Regions from separate parts of the Homo sapiens genome. Here regions 2, 3 and 4 are each linked to region 1. A link is a contact called in ENCODE Hi-C or POLR2A ChIA-PET data. All regions are on one chromosome and are shown on one strand. Each heading gives the region's core, a stretch centred on a gene start or an enhancer-like site at or near the end of the contact. The rest is flanking DNA. Distances are from core to core; before and after follow the strand shown.

Region 1 (2,700 bases), core at 52-2,551:
CACGGGGTTTCACCATGTTGGTCAGGCTGGTCTCGAACTCCTGACCTGAGGTGATCCACCCGCCTCGGCCTCTCAAAGTGCTGGGATTACAGGCGAGAGCCACCGCGCCCGGCCGATTTCTTGACTCTTACTACACGTCAGGCACTGTGACAGACTCTTTCTGTGTATCATCTCATCTTTCCCCCAGCTTTACAGAAGAGGAAACTGAGACACACTGAGGATTAAGGTCAAGTGCCCGAAGTACCATAGCTGGCTAGTGTTAGGATCCAAGCCCAGAATCTGCGTCCTGCCAGGCACCTGCAAATGGGGACGAACACGGCGCAGCTAGAGGGGCTGACAGGCTAGGGAGAAAACCACTGGTAGCCGCGGGCACCCCACGCCCTGGGAGTGAGGCGGCAAGGGACAAGTCTCCCGCCCCCTAGACTTGCCTCGCAAATACTTGCGGGTCGAGGGCGCGAAGGCAGCAGGATGCAGCGATAGACTTGGACTAGGTGGTCCAGGCTCTACTTCCAAGTGGGCCATTGACAGGCGGGGCGGCCCTCAGCACAAAATCACCAGGCTGGATGCTCCAGGGTTTCCCAACATTACTCGCTCAGAAGAATCATCTGGGGAGCTCCTTAATGAGAAAGATTCCCAAGCCCCTCTTCCAGAGAGTGAAGTCACTGGGATTGGGCTGGGCCCAGCCAGGTGTTACTAATAATAAGACAAGTTTGGAAAACCCTGCGAGTGTAGATGATCTCCTGGTATGCTCTTTATAAGAACCGATTTTCATATTAAAATAGGTTTCTTTTAACTCAGTGAAACCGGGCGCGTTTTCCTGGCCCACAACCAAGCCACTGAAGGCCCCAGAACACTTCACTCTCAAAAGGTCACGTGAGGCTGGCGCGGTAGCTCACGCCTGTAATCCCAGCACCTTGTGAGGCCGAGGCCGCGGACTGCTTGAGCTTAGGTGTTCGAGACCAGCCTGGCCAACATGGCGAAACTCGGTCTCTACTAAAAATACAAAAACTAGCGGGGCGTGGTGGTGCCCGCCTGTAATCCCAGCTACTCCGGAGGCTGAGGCGGGAGGATCGCTTGAGCCTGGGAGGTGGAGGTTGCAGTGAACCGAGATCGCGCCATTGCACTCTAGCCTGTGAAACGGAGCAAGACTCTGTATCCAAAAAAAAAAAAAAAAAGTCACGTGAGCCGGGGTCACCGGAGGCGTCCCCCAACCGACTGGGCTTCGGAAAACCAAGGGGCGCACGCCGCCCCGCCCCGCCCCGCCCCGCGACTACAAGTCCCATCGCGCCCCGCGCTCGCGCACACTACGCCAGAACAAGATGGCCGACGCGGCGGCCACAGCTGGGGCCGGTGGCTCCGGAACGGTAAGGGCAGGAAGCGCGGGCTCGGAGCCGAGAGAGTTTGGGTATCCTGCAACTTTCCCCTCGACTGAGCAACAAGATAATGCCCAGAAATTCAGCCCCATCATGAGCTCCGACTGGCGGAGGGTGTTTTCAGGCCGTAGGCGCCCCCTCCTTGGGACTTGGCTGCGGCCTCCGGAGTTGGCGGACCTGTGTCTTGATTGGCTCGTTCGCTGTTGGGGGTTGGGAGCCCGGAACACCCCCGATTGGTCTGAAGATGCCGTTTTCGCCTTCTTATTGGCCGGCCAAAGTTGAAAGGCATTCCCGTTTCAAAATATTTAGCTTTCTTACTTTTTTGTGCTTTTATCTTTTGCCCTCCTCTCCTCGCGGTCACCTCTTGTTACTGTTTTCATTTTCCCTTTCAATGAAATGGTGTGAAGATGGGAGGCACAAGAGAGGGATCCTGTTTTTTCTGCGGGACACGTCTTAATCCCATCATGCGTGTTTCTTCAGCTATGTATTCTAATAATCTGCTAAAGTAGAAAGTAAAAGACCTGCTATTTTATCTCATTGGGACTGTACGTTTTAGGTAAGCGGAGAAGTGGTCTCTGTATTTAAAGCACCTTGGGTGCTCAATTTTTACTCAGTTGGCCAAGATCTGTAAATCTAAACATTAAGCACTGATTTTTAAAATAAAATTATTTAGTAAAATAACTTTGCTTGCCGTTGACCACGTATGAACTATGTGATTGCATCCTTCTCCTGTGGATGAAAATCTCTCTGCTGATTCACAGAGATCGGGAAGTAAACAGTCCACTAACCCTGCCGATAACTATCATCTGGCCCGGAGGAGAACCCTGCAGGTGGTTGTGAGCTCCTTGCTGACAGAGGCAGGGTTTGAGAGTGCCGAGAAAGCATCCGTGGAAACGCTGACAGAGATGCTGCAGAGCTGTGAGTACATGGAAACACTTGGCCTTGGAGTCAACCCCAACATCAGTTCTGTGCCCTGCTTTGTGATAGTGTTTGAGAGGATTTAAGAAACAAACTTTTTTCTTAAGAGGGGAGAAAAAAAATTTTTTTTAATGTAAAAAGTTGAGAAAAGAAAACAGCACAATGGGCCGAGCGTGGTGGCTCACGCCTGTAATCCCAGTACTTTAGGAGGCTGAGGCGGGTGGATCACCTGAAGTCAGGAGTTCAAGACCAGCCTGGCCAACGTGGCGAAACCCCGTCTCTACTAAAAAACACACAAAAAAATTAGCTGGGCGTGGTGGCAGGTGTCTATAATCCCAGCCACTCGGGAGACTGAGGCAGGAGAATCGCTTGAATCTGGGAGGCAGAGGTTACAGTGAACTGAGATCGC
Region 2 (2,700 bases), core at 32-2,531, 830 kb after region 1:
GTCCCAGCTACTCGGGAGGCTGAGGCAGGAGAATGGCGTGAACCCGGGAGGCGGAGCTTGCAGTGAGCCAAGATCGCGCCACTGCACTCCAGCCTGGGCGACAGAGCGAGACGCCATCTCAAAAAAAAAAAAAAAAAAAAAGCAGAATATCAGCTCCCCACCCGGCCTCCTGAATAAAAATCTGTATTTTAGTAAAATCTTCAGGTGACTCCTATTCACTATTAATGCTTGAGAAGCGCTGCTCTGGAGGTTTCCAGAGATGATAAGACTTGTGTTGTTTTTCAGGATTTTTAATTTTAAAAAAAATTTATTTCTTGTTTTTTTTGAGACTGTCTCGCTCTGTCGCCCAGGCTGGAGTGCAAGTGGCACAAACTCGGCTCACGCAGCCTCCGCCTTCTGGGACTTCAGGCGCGAGCCACCACGCCCAGCTAATTTTTTGTATTTTTAGTAGAGACGGGGTTTCACCATCTTAGCCATGCTGGTCTCCAACTCCTGACCTCAAGTGATCCACCTGCCTTGGCCTCCCAAAGTGCTGGGATTACAGGTGAAAGCCACCGGCCCGACCTACTGTTTTTCAGGATTCTATATAGACTGGGAGGGAAGAACGCAAATTCCGGGCGATGAGAGCTGCATAAGGGTTTTATTTTTATTCTTTTTTTTTCTTTTCTTTTCTTTTTGTTTTTTTGAGACGGAGTCTTGCTCTGTCGCCCAGGCTGGTGGGCAGTGGCGCGATCTCGGCTCACTGTAACCTCCGCCCAAGACGGGGTTTCGCCGTGTTGGCCAGGCTGATCTCGAACTCCTGACCTCAGGTGATCCTCCCGTCTCGGCCTCCCTCCCAAAGTGCTGGGATTACAGGCGTGAGCCACCGCGCCCGGCCTGTGTAACGGTTTTAGACGGGAAGGAAGCATGTTGTAGTTTTCGGTCCAGCAGTAATAGTAACAAACATAGTGCTGACAGACACTGCTAAACGCTTTATCTAATCTCCTGTAATCCTCGTAACGCCATTAGGTAGACCTATTATTACTGTACACCCATTTTATGGGTAATGAAGCCGCAGTATAGAGGGGTTAAATAACGTGTTCAAGGACGCATCGACGGGGCCAAGCAGACGGAATTGCAGCTACCTGCTTTACCACTCTAAGTCCTCAACAAACACTTCCACCTACACGTGAGAGCCAAAGCCATAGCCTCCAAGTTTTTCCACAGAGCGAAAATGTTTCGCGGAGTTTGCCTGTCTTCCTCCCCAGAGACGCAGCACAGCCGCGCCGGAAGTGCGGCGCCGTAGCTAGGAGCGGACGCCATAGGTGCATTGTGGGAAGCACTTTGCTGTCCACAGCCAGGCCGCTTGTGATGAAACTGTAACTTACAAGAAAAGGGCTGGGTTTTGAAAATAACACAGGCTCTAAAAACCCTAAGAAGCGGTGCAACTTTTGGCAGGAATCGGGGTTAGCGGGACCTCAAGGGCTCACTGCGGCTAAGTGAACGCTGACTGGTCCTCCAGCGTGAGCTAGAACAGACGTCTCTATGGTCAAGTAAACAGAGCGTGTGCTGTCTTCCCCATGTGGTGGGGTTGCGCATGATCAGTAGCTGCACCACTAGAAAGATGGCGGAGCAAGAGTGAGTGTTTGGGGCTTTGAATATCTGGAGTGGGGTCTTGAGTATCCGGTGCCATCCACGGTGTTTATGCCTTGGTGGCGGATTCCTGTGGGCTCTAGGAATAGAAAAGGCCACAGTTTACAAAGGGTGGGGGTGAGGAGGAGTAGCGCTGTGGCGGAGGAGGGAGGGGACCGCGGTCAAGTTCGGGTTATCTGGAGAGGCGAGGATTGACTTCAGGCAGCGGGCTGGAGTGCCACAGTTGAATTCACCCAGCCCGACAAGTGTTAACTCTGCAGATAGGCCTGCCCCCGCCCCAACCCCATAGATTCGTCGCTGCTAGTGCCTATGAAGAACTGTGGCCGTGAAAACCCTGTTAACTTATACGAACCCAGAGGCTAAAGGATTCATTATTTTCCGAGGCTTTGGGGATGAGTGACTATTAGGGATGGATTTATGAGGCCTGGAGTCAGAAACCGCAGGTTTCAGGGGAATCTTTCTTCAGATACTTGAAAACAGTAATGTTCCCTAAAGCCCAGGATATTGAATTGGTTTGGAAATCCATTGAATGTTCGTTTTCTTTTTTGTTGTTGTTTTTGTTTTGAGACGGAGTCTTGCTCTGTCCCCCAGGCTGGAGCGCAGTGTCGGGATCTCGGCTCGGTGCAACCTCCGCCTCCCGGGTTCAAGCGATTCTCCTGCCTCAGTCTCCCGAGTAGCTGGGATTACAGGCGTGCGCCACCACGCCCAGCTGATTTTTTATTTTTAGTAGAAACGGGGGTTTCACCATGTTGGTCAGGCTGGTCTCGAACTCCTGACCTCAGGTAATCCACCCACCTCGGCCTCCCAGAGTGCTGGGATTACAGGCTTGAGCCACCGAGCCCGGCCAAGTGTTCTTTTCTAAATGTTATCTCTGATCTCAATTTTCTGCATCAGGCAAAGAAAAATCCCTTTGGTTCCAGAAAATCTCCTGAAAAAGAGGAAGGCTTATCAAGCCCTCAAAGCCACCCAGGCAAAGCAGGCACTTTTGGCAAAGAAGGAGGTAATGGTGGGGAACCAAGAGAAAGTAATTAGAATTTTTATTTGGTGAGTTTTATCCCGCATGTGTTG
Region 3 (2,700 bases), core at 68-2,567, 930 kb after region 1:
ACAGAGTTTCACTCTTATCGCCCAGGCTGGAGTCCAATGGCGCGATCTTGGCTCACCGCAACCTCCGCCTCCCAGGTTCAAGCGATTCTCCTGCTTCAGCCTCCCAAGTAGCTGGGATTAGAGGCATGCACCACCACGCCCGGCTAATTTTACATTTTTTTAGTAGAGACGGGGTTTCTCCATGTTGGTCAGGCTGGTCTCGAACTCCCGACCCCAAGTGATCCGCTCGCCTCGGCCTCCCAAAGTGCTGGGATTACAGGCGTGAGTCACCGCGCCCGGCTAGAAACATTATGTTCAAAGTCCGGGATGATATGGGGCACGAGTCCTAAATCTTCCAATTTACCTAAGACAGAGAAGAGGGTATAAGAAAGAGGAAGCACTCCTGACCCCAGTCCTTTATCCTACCTGAATTCTGAGCTCTCCCATTTCCAGGGGGTCACAGCCAAGATTAAAAGCCAAAGTGGCAGGGACAAGCGCCAGTCCGTCAGCGAGGGGCTCTCCCAGCGGTCCAGAGCCGGGTCCCAGTCTATCAGAGAGGTCCCAGCGAGGTTCTAGGACCTGCACCCTAGCCAAGTGCGGCTGTGAAGTGTTCGATGACTCTCTGGCCTGGGCCACCCACACCCATTCGCCCTGGAAGAGGCCAAGGCCACGGAGACAGCTCCGGCTCACCCCTAGTGAATCTCCAGTCCCTCCCAGAACTCCCTGGAGTCGCCGCACTGTGCCAGAAACCGCAAAGGAGGACACCACGGGCGGGGGTGGGGGCCGACTGCTGTCCCCAGACTCTGGACACAGTCTGGCCCGCCCGCGGAGCTCAGTCACAGCCAGCCGAGTCCCTGGGCCCAGCAGCCCTTGCAACGCCGGCCGCGTCTCCAGCACCCGCGGTCCGGGCACTGGGAGGGTCTCTCCGCGCCTCACCAGCAGCGGCCCGACTCGCGGTCCGAGCCCAGGCCCCAGCGAGGTGCCAAGCAGTGCCCAACCTAGCGCCGGGGGCCGCCGCACCGCCCGCGCCCGCACCCAGGCCCCGGAGCCCAGTGCCAGGAGCCGCAGCAGCGCGCGGCTAACCAGTAGCTGCGGCGGCCCGGGACCCTGCTCTTCGGTGCCCGCGTCCGGCCCCTCCAGGGCTGCCACCAGCAGCGCCGGCCCTGCCGGGCTCTCCCCTGCAGGCCTCAGGGCCAGCACCAGGCCCAGCTCCGCCGCCGGCCACGGGCCCCCGGGTGGCAGCAGCACTGCCAACGGGGGTGTCTCGGTCGGAAAGGGCTCCAGGACCCGCAAGACAGCCAGCGCCATGGTGACAGGACACCAACGAGGAGGGTGAAGGAGCGCAGCTTCCGGAGCCAGAGAGCCAGACGACTAGTGTGCGCGAGGGCCGCTTCCGCTTCCGTCAGGGGAGGCCAGAGGAAAAGGGGAGGGGGGTCGGGTGCCGCGAACTTGCTCTGAGGGGGTTAGCTGCGCCTCGGATTGATCTGCGTCGTGCCTCGATAGGCAGTAACCTTCATCGCTGCGGTTGCGTAGCGTTTACCCATGCGCCATTTGAACTTGTGCTTAAGGGATTTATCTTTGCCTTCTACGGAAGTAATGTTCTCTTAACTATTTTTCCCCGTGGCATGAACGTAACAGTTTATTGACTGATAAATGAACAGTCAGCATGCTCGGGATGACTGGGCCCAGTACTGGGAGCTCTAGGTGAAATGTTTCGGAAGGAGTCCGCTCCTCTGCGGAGCTCCTGCAGCTTCCCCTGTGGAACTGTGAGCACTGAGGTTTGAGGGTTGCAGGAAAGGTTGCAGGAGGGAGTAGCAGGATTAGAAAACTGTCTCACACTTGCTTATAGGTATATAGTGGCTGCTGAGTGAATTACTAGATGTGATTCATACAGCCCTGGAGTGCTTGGTGCCACCACACATGTTCCAGCACATCTGGCACAAAACCCATGTTCCAGGACTTCTTGCCCTGTTCATTGTTCTGTTTGTTTTACTCCCACCAAACTTAAGTTGAAGACAAAACAGCTTTTCTTTCACCCCCCCCCCCCAAATCCTTGCAGATCGGAAACCCATTCACTTTCTATCCTAGAGCGGGGCAGGCAGCAGAGCAGGCAGAAGGAAAGGAGTTCAAGGCTTCTGTCAGCATAACACCAACAGTCGACTTCCTGCGTGTGCTGTTATTTAGATTCCATCCTTCTCTTCACCTCCACTGTTCTGTACAAGACACTCAGCTAGTGGTAGGCCACATTTCCTTTTTTATGGCAACAGGGTCCTACTCTGTCACCCAGGTTGGAGTACAGTGGCACGATCCCCATTCATTGCAGCTTCTACCGTCCCAGGCTCAAGTGATCTCCCACCTCAGCCTCCCGAGTAACTGTAGCCGGGACCACAGGCACACGCCACCATACCCAGCCAATTTTTTTTTTGAGACGGAGTTTCGGTCTTGTTGCCCAGGCCAGAGTGCAATGGCACGATCTCAGCTCACTGCAATCTCCGCTTCCCAGGTTCAAAGAATCTCCTGCCCCAGCCTCCCAAGTAGCTGAGATTACAGGTGTGTGCCACCACACCCAGCTAATGTTGTATTTTCAGTAGAGACGGGGTTTCACCCTGTTGGTCAGGCTGGTCTCGAACTCCTGGCTTCAAGTGAGCCACCTGCTTACGCCTCCCAAAGTGCTGGGATTACAGGCATGAGCCACTGCGCCTGGACTAATTTTTTATTTTT
Region 4 (2,700 bases), core at 23-2,522, 960 kb after region 1:
CATCTTCATCTTCACTCTCTAATGGTGGGTCTGGCAAATGAAGCCCCAGGGCCTGCAGAGCCACAGAAGACCGTTTGGGTCTAGGCTTTCAGGGAGCCCAGCTTCACCTGTTCAGGAACCATCCCTCCTCCACCCTACCTGGATTCGATCCTGGATGTCAGCAACTACATCTCCATCCCCCACTGGTGCCAGTTCCACCTCCTCTTGTTCAGGATCTTGGTTCAGGGGCTGGTAGGAGTAGCCAGCTGGGCCCGACCCCGTTTCCTCCTGCTCTTCCTCAGGCTCCTCACTGCTCCAATCCCCAGTGCCTTCTGAAGGGCCCTGATGTCCCAGTTCCTCAGTCTGATTGGGGAAGATACGCTCAGGGCCCATGGTGTCTCCTCCTAGAACTACTGTTGCCATCCGGGCAGGGGCTGCAAGAACAGGGAGGCGGTAGGACAGGGATCGGATGAAACCAGGCCCATCTTCATCCTCTCATCATCTCCTTGTAGTCTCCTGCGTGCAAAAAACCAGCTCCTCCCCGAGGCTCCTGCATCCTCCACCCCTCCGCCCCAATTCCAGCCTCTCGTTCCTCCCCCTCCTAAGTCGGGGTTCTTATCTTGAACCAGGCCCCACCAACTTGCTCCGCCACTTCCTAGTTAAACGCCCAACCGGAGGCCCTGCCACCTCCTAAAAGACACCCCTTCCAGAACCCCGGCTCCCCGCGCCACGCCTCCCCCGCGACTTGGGAACTCTGGGTCATCAGACTCCCCTAAACAGGTCGGCGTACCCGCCCCCTTCTCCCCTCTCCTAGAGGACCCCCTCTGTACCGCCTGACAGATGCCTTTCAGGCCCCATGGGCTCCCCTCAAATGGCCCCAGCTGCAGCGTCCCCCACCCGCCCCCATCCGAATCCCGGCGCCGGTGTTCCCGCGCGCCTCACCCGCTCAGAGCCCGCGGCCTCCACTTCCGGCGGGGCAGGACGTGCAGAGGTGCCTAGTCCTCCAGCCCCGCCCCATATCCATGATTGACGCTGGCGAGGACGAGGAGTCCGCCCCTTGCCCCGCCTCCGTCATTCCCAGCCCAAAAAACAAAGGACTGCATTACCCAGTGGCCTCCTCGGTCTCGACACATATTTGCACATGCGCAGAATCTCTCCTACGCCCCTGCCCACTCCTCAGCCCTCTCGTCCCTCAGGAAACGTATGGACTACAAGTCCCGAAATGCCTCCGGCACTTAGCTACGACTGCACGTGCGCGCACAGCTGCCCGCCGGAAGAACCGAGCTTGGCTGTGTTTATCTCGTTGGGGACTAAGGCGTCGGTTGGCGCGCAACGGGTTCTAGGCTGCAGGCAGCTCGAGGACCCGCGGCCCCGCCCCGGCTCGGCCTGGCAGGTAGCCTGGGATGGGTAGAAGGGCAAGGGAGAATTAGGGGGCTTAGGACGTGCTGTCTGGAGCTGGAGTGGCGGGGGAGGGGCCTGAGAGTGATGAGGTGGGGGTGGGGAGGGAGCTAGGGGGATGATGGGAAAGGAGAGTGTTAATGGGGAAAGCAGGGCTAGGGGAGGATGGCGAGGAGATGGGTAGGAGAGACCTGGTGTCTGGAGGAAGCAATGAAGGAAATGGGAAGGAAGACTGGGCCATGAAAACAGGGAAGCTGAGCATAATGGAAGGGGAGGGGTGTCTGGCGTGGTGGGCTAGGGGAGGCCGGAATGTCTGGAAGAAGACAGGGATAGAGTCATATGCAGAGAGGGGTATCGTGGTCAGTGCATGCTAATTTTTCTTTCCTTAGTGGAGGTGGGAAAATGGAGGGCTGTTGGGTGGAGCTTGGAATGGTAGGAGAAGGAAAAATGAGAAAACTGCAAAGCTCTCACGAGATCAAGAAGGGCGAGAAATGGGGAATAAAAAATGCAAGAGACCAGGCGGGTAGATACATTAAGGGAATAGAAGAAGTTTGAAAATGCTTGGTGGTGATGGAGGACTGGGGAGACCCAGGGATAAGAGGAGCCCCTGAGCGCCTGGGGGCTTGTTCTCCTTGAATTTGAGTTGTTTATATGGCAGAGAAACTAAAATTTTTTTTCTCCACCTTTGGCTGGAATTGCTTATCTCCTCTCCTGTGCATATTTTACTTTACCTTGACATATCTGAAGGGAAGAATAGAGAATATAAGGGAGGATGGAAGACTTCCATTCTTAAGCCCATCGACCTCCTAACAGTCTCCACAAGCCCAGACCCAAGATATTTTGGAGAGCGGGAGTAATGAAGTGAGAGTAGCTTCCTGCTGGGGCTATTTCAGGATGGGTCCCATGGCTATTTAAAGCTTAGGGTGTGGAGTTGGGGGAGGTTGGGTGGGTGGGACTAGCAAGCCAGCTGAAAGCCATGTCTCTTTCCTGCAAGGGGCCTCCCTTATTTGAGCTGTTTTAGTGCCTGAGGTTTTGCCTGGCCCTTTCCTCTGCCAGGGCTTCTTAAACAGGGAGCAGATGATGATACACCCAAACTCAGGAGATGCTTGCCAGCAAAAGCATTGTCAGTTGCAAGGATTTGCCTGAAAAAACCTCAGATGTACCCAGGTGTACGTGCCACTAGGTTGACAGGTTGTGTTTAAGAGACCATGACCAGCTGGGCATGGTGGCTCACGCCTGTAATCCCAGCACTTCAGGAGACCGAGGACGGTGGATCACCTGAGGTCAGGAGTTTGAGACCAGCCTGGCCAACATAGTGAGACC

What was found. Hi-C counts contacts between places; a loop is a spot of excess contacts on that map. ChIA-PET counts read pairs that join two places held with the same protein, here RNA polymerase II (POLR2A). Pooled maps may share reads with other maps.
Region 2: a loop to region 1 is called in a pooled map, with 16 times the contacts of the local background. The contact joins the promoter of RPL7L1 here to the promoter of TAF8 in region 1. A Hi-C loop is called at or near these places in 1 of 37 single-sample maps with no recorded cell type and 10 of 50 pooled maps. POLR2A ChIA-PET finds 5 or more read pairs at or near these places in 4 of 52 experiments (HCT116, PC-9, activated CD4-positive, alpha-beta T cell and 1 more).
Region 3: a loop to region 1 is called in a pooled map, with 7 times the contacts of the local background. The contact joins the promoter of PEX6 here to the promoter of TAF8 in region 1. A Hi-C loop is called at or near these places in 6 of 50 pooled maps. POLR2A ChIA-PET finds 5 or more read pairs at or near these places in 2 of 52 experiments (GM12878 and Panc1).
Region 4: a map of naive thymus-derived CD4-positive, alpha-beta T cell shows a loop between it and region 1 (6-fold over the local background). The contact joins the promoter of KLHDC3 here to the promoter of TAF8 in region 1. A Hi-C loop is called at or near these places in 1 of 168 maps with a recorded cell type or tissue (naive thymus-derived CD4-positive, alpha-beta T cell), 2 of 37 single-sample maps with no recorded cell type and 10 of 50 pooled maps.

The regions. Positions count from the first base shown.
Region 1 is chr6:42,049,223-42,051,922 of GRCh38, forward strand. TAF8 (TATA-box binding protein associated factor 8) reads left to right here and starts at 1,302. Exons shown (of 9, transcript NM_138572.3): 1 at 1,302-1,364; 2 at 2,135-2,291. The coding sequence starts at 1,320. It also overlaps a transcript of CCND3 not described here. RefSeq lists enhancers at 925-1,476, 1,258-1,807, 1,477-2,028.
Region 2 is chr6:42,878,335-42,881,034 of GRCh38, forward strand. It overlaps RPL7L1 (ribosomal protein L7 like 1), which reads left to right and starts at 1,282. Exons shown (of 6, transcript NM_001366481.3): 1 at 1,282-1,617; 2 at 2,527-2,632. The coding sequence starts at 1,577. RefSeq lists enhancers at 294-1,251, 994-1,463, 1,252-2,208, 1,484-1,543.
Region 3 is chr6:42,977,864-42,980,563 of GRCh38, forward strand. PEX6 (peroxisomal biogenesis factor 6) reads right to left here and starts at 1,318. Exons shown (of 17, transcript NM_000287.4): 1 at 406-1,318. The coding sequence starts at 1,287. It overlaps LOC124900215 (a long non-coding RNA gene), which reads right to left. Exons shown (of 2, transcript XR_007059580.1): 2 at 2,679-2,700. RefSeq lists enhancers at 578-1,519, 1,680-1,729 and silencers at 890-1,269, 1,924-2,120.
Region 4 is chr6:43,012,977-43,015,676 of GRCh38, forward strand. KLHDC3 (kelch domain containing 3) reads left to right here and starts at 1,273. Exons shown (of 11, transcript NM_057161.4): 1 at 1,273-1,372. It overlaps MEA1 (male-enhanced antigen 1), which reads right to left and starts at 970. Exons shown (of 4, transcript NM_014623.4): 1 at 810-970; 2 at 139-413; 3 at 1-52. The coding sequence starts at 837. RefSeq lists a silencer at 842-891 and an enhancer at 1,102-1,221.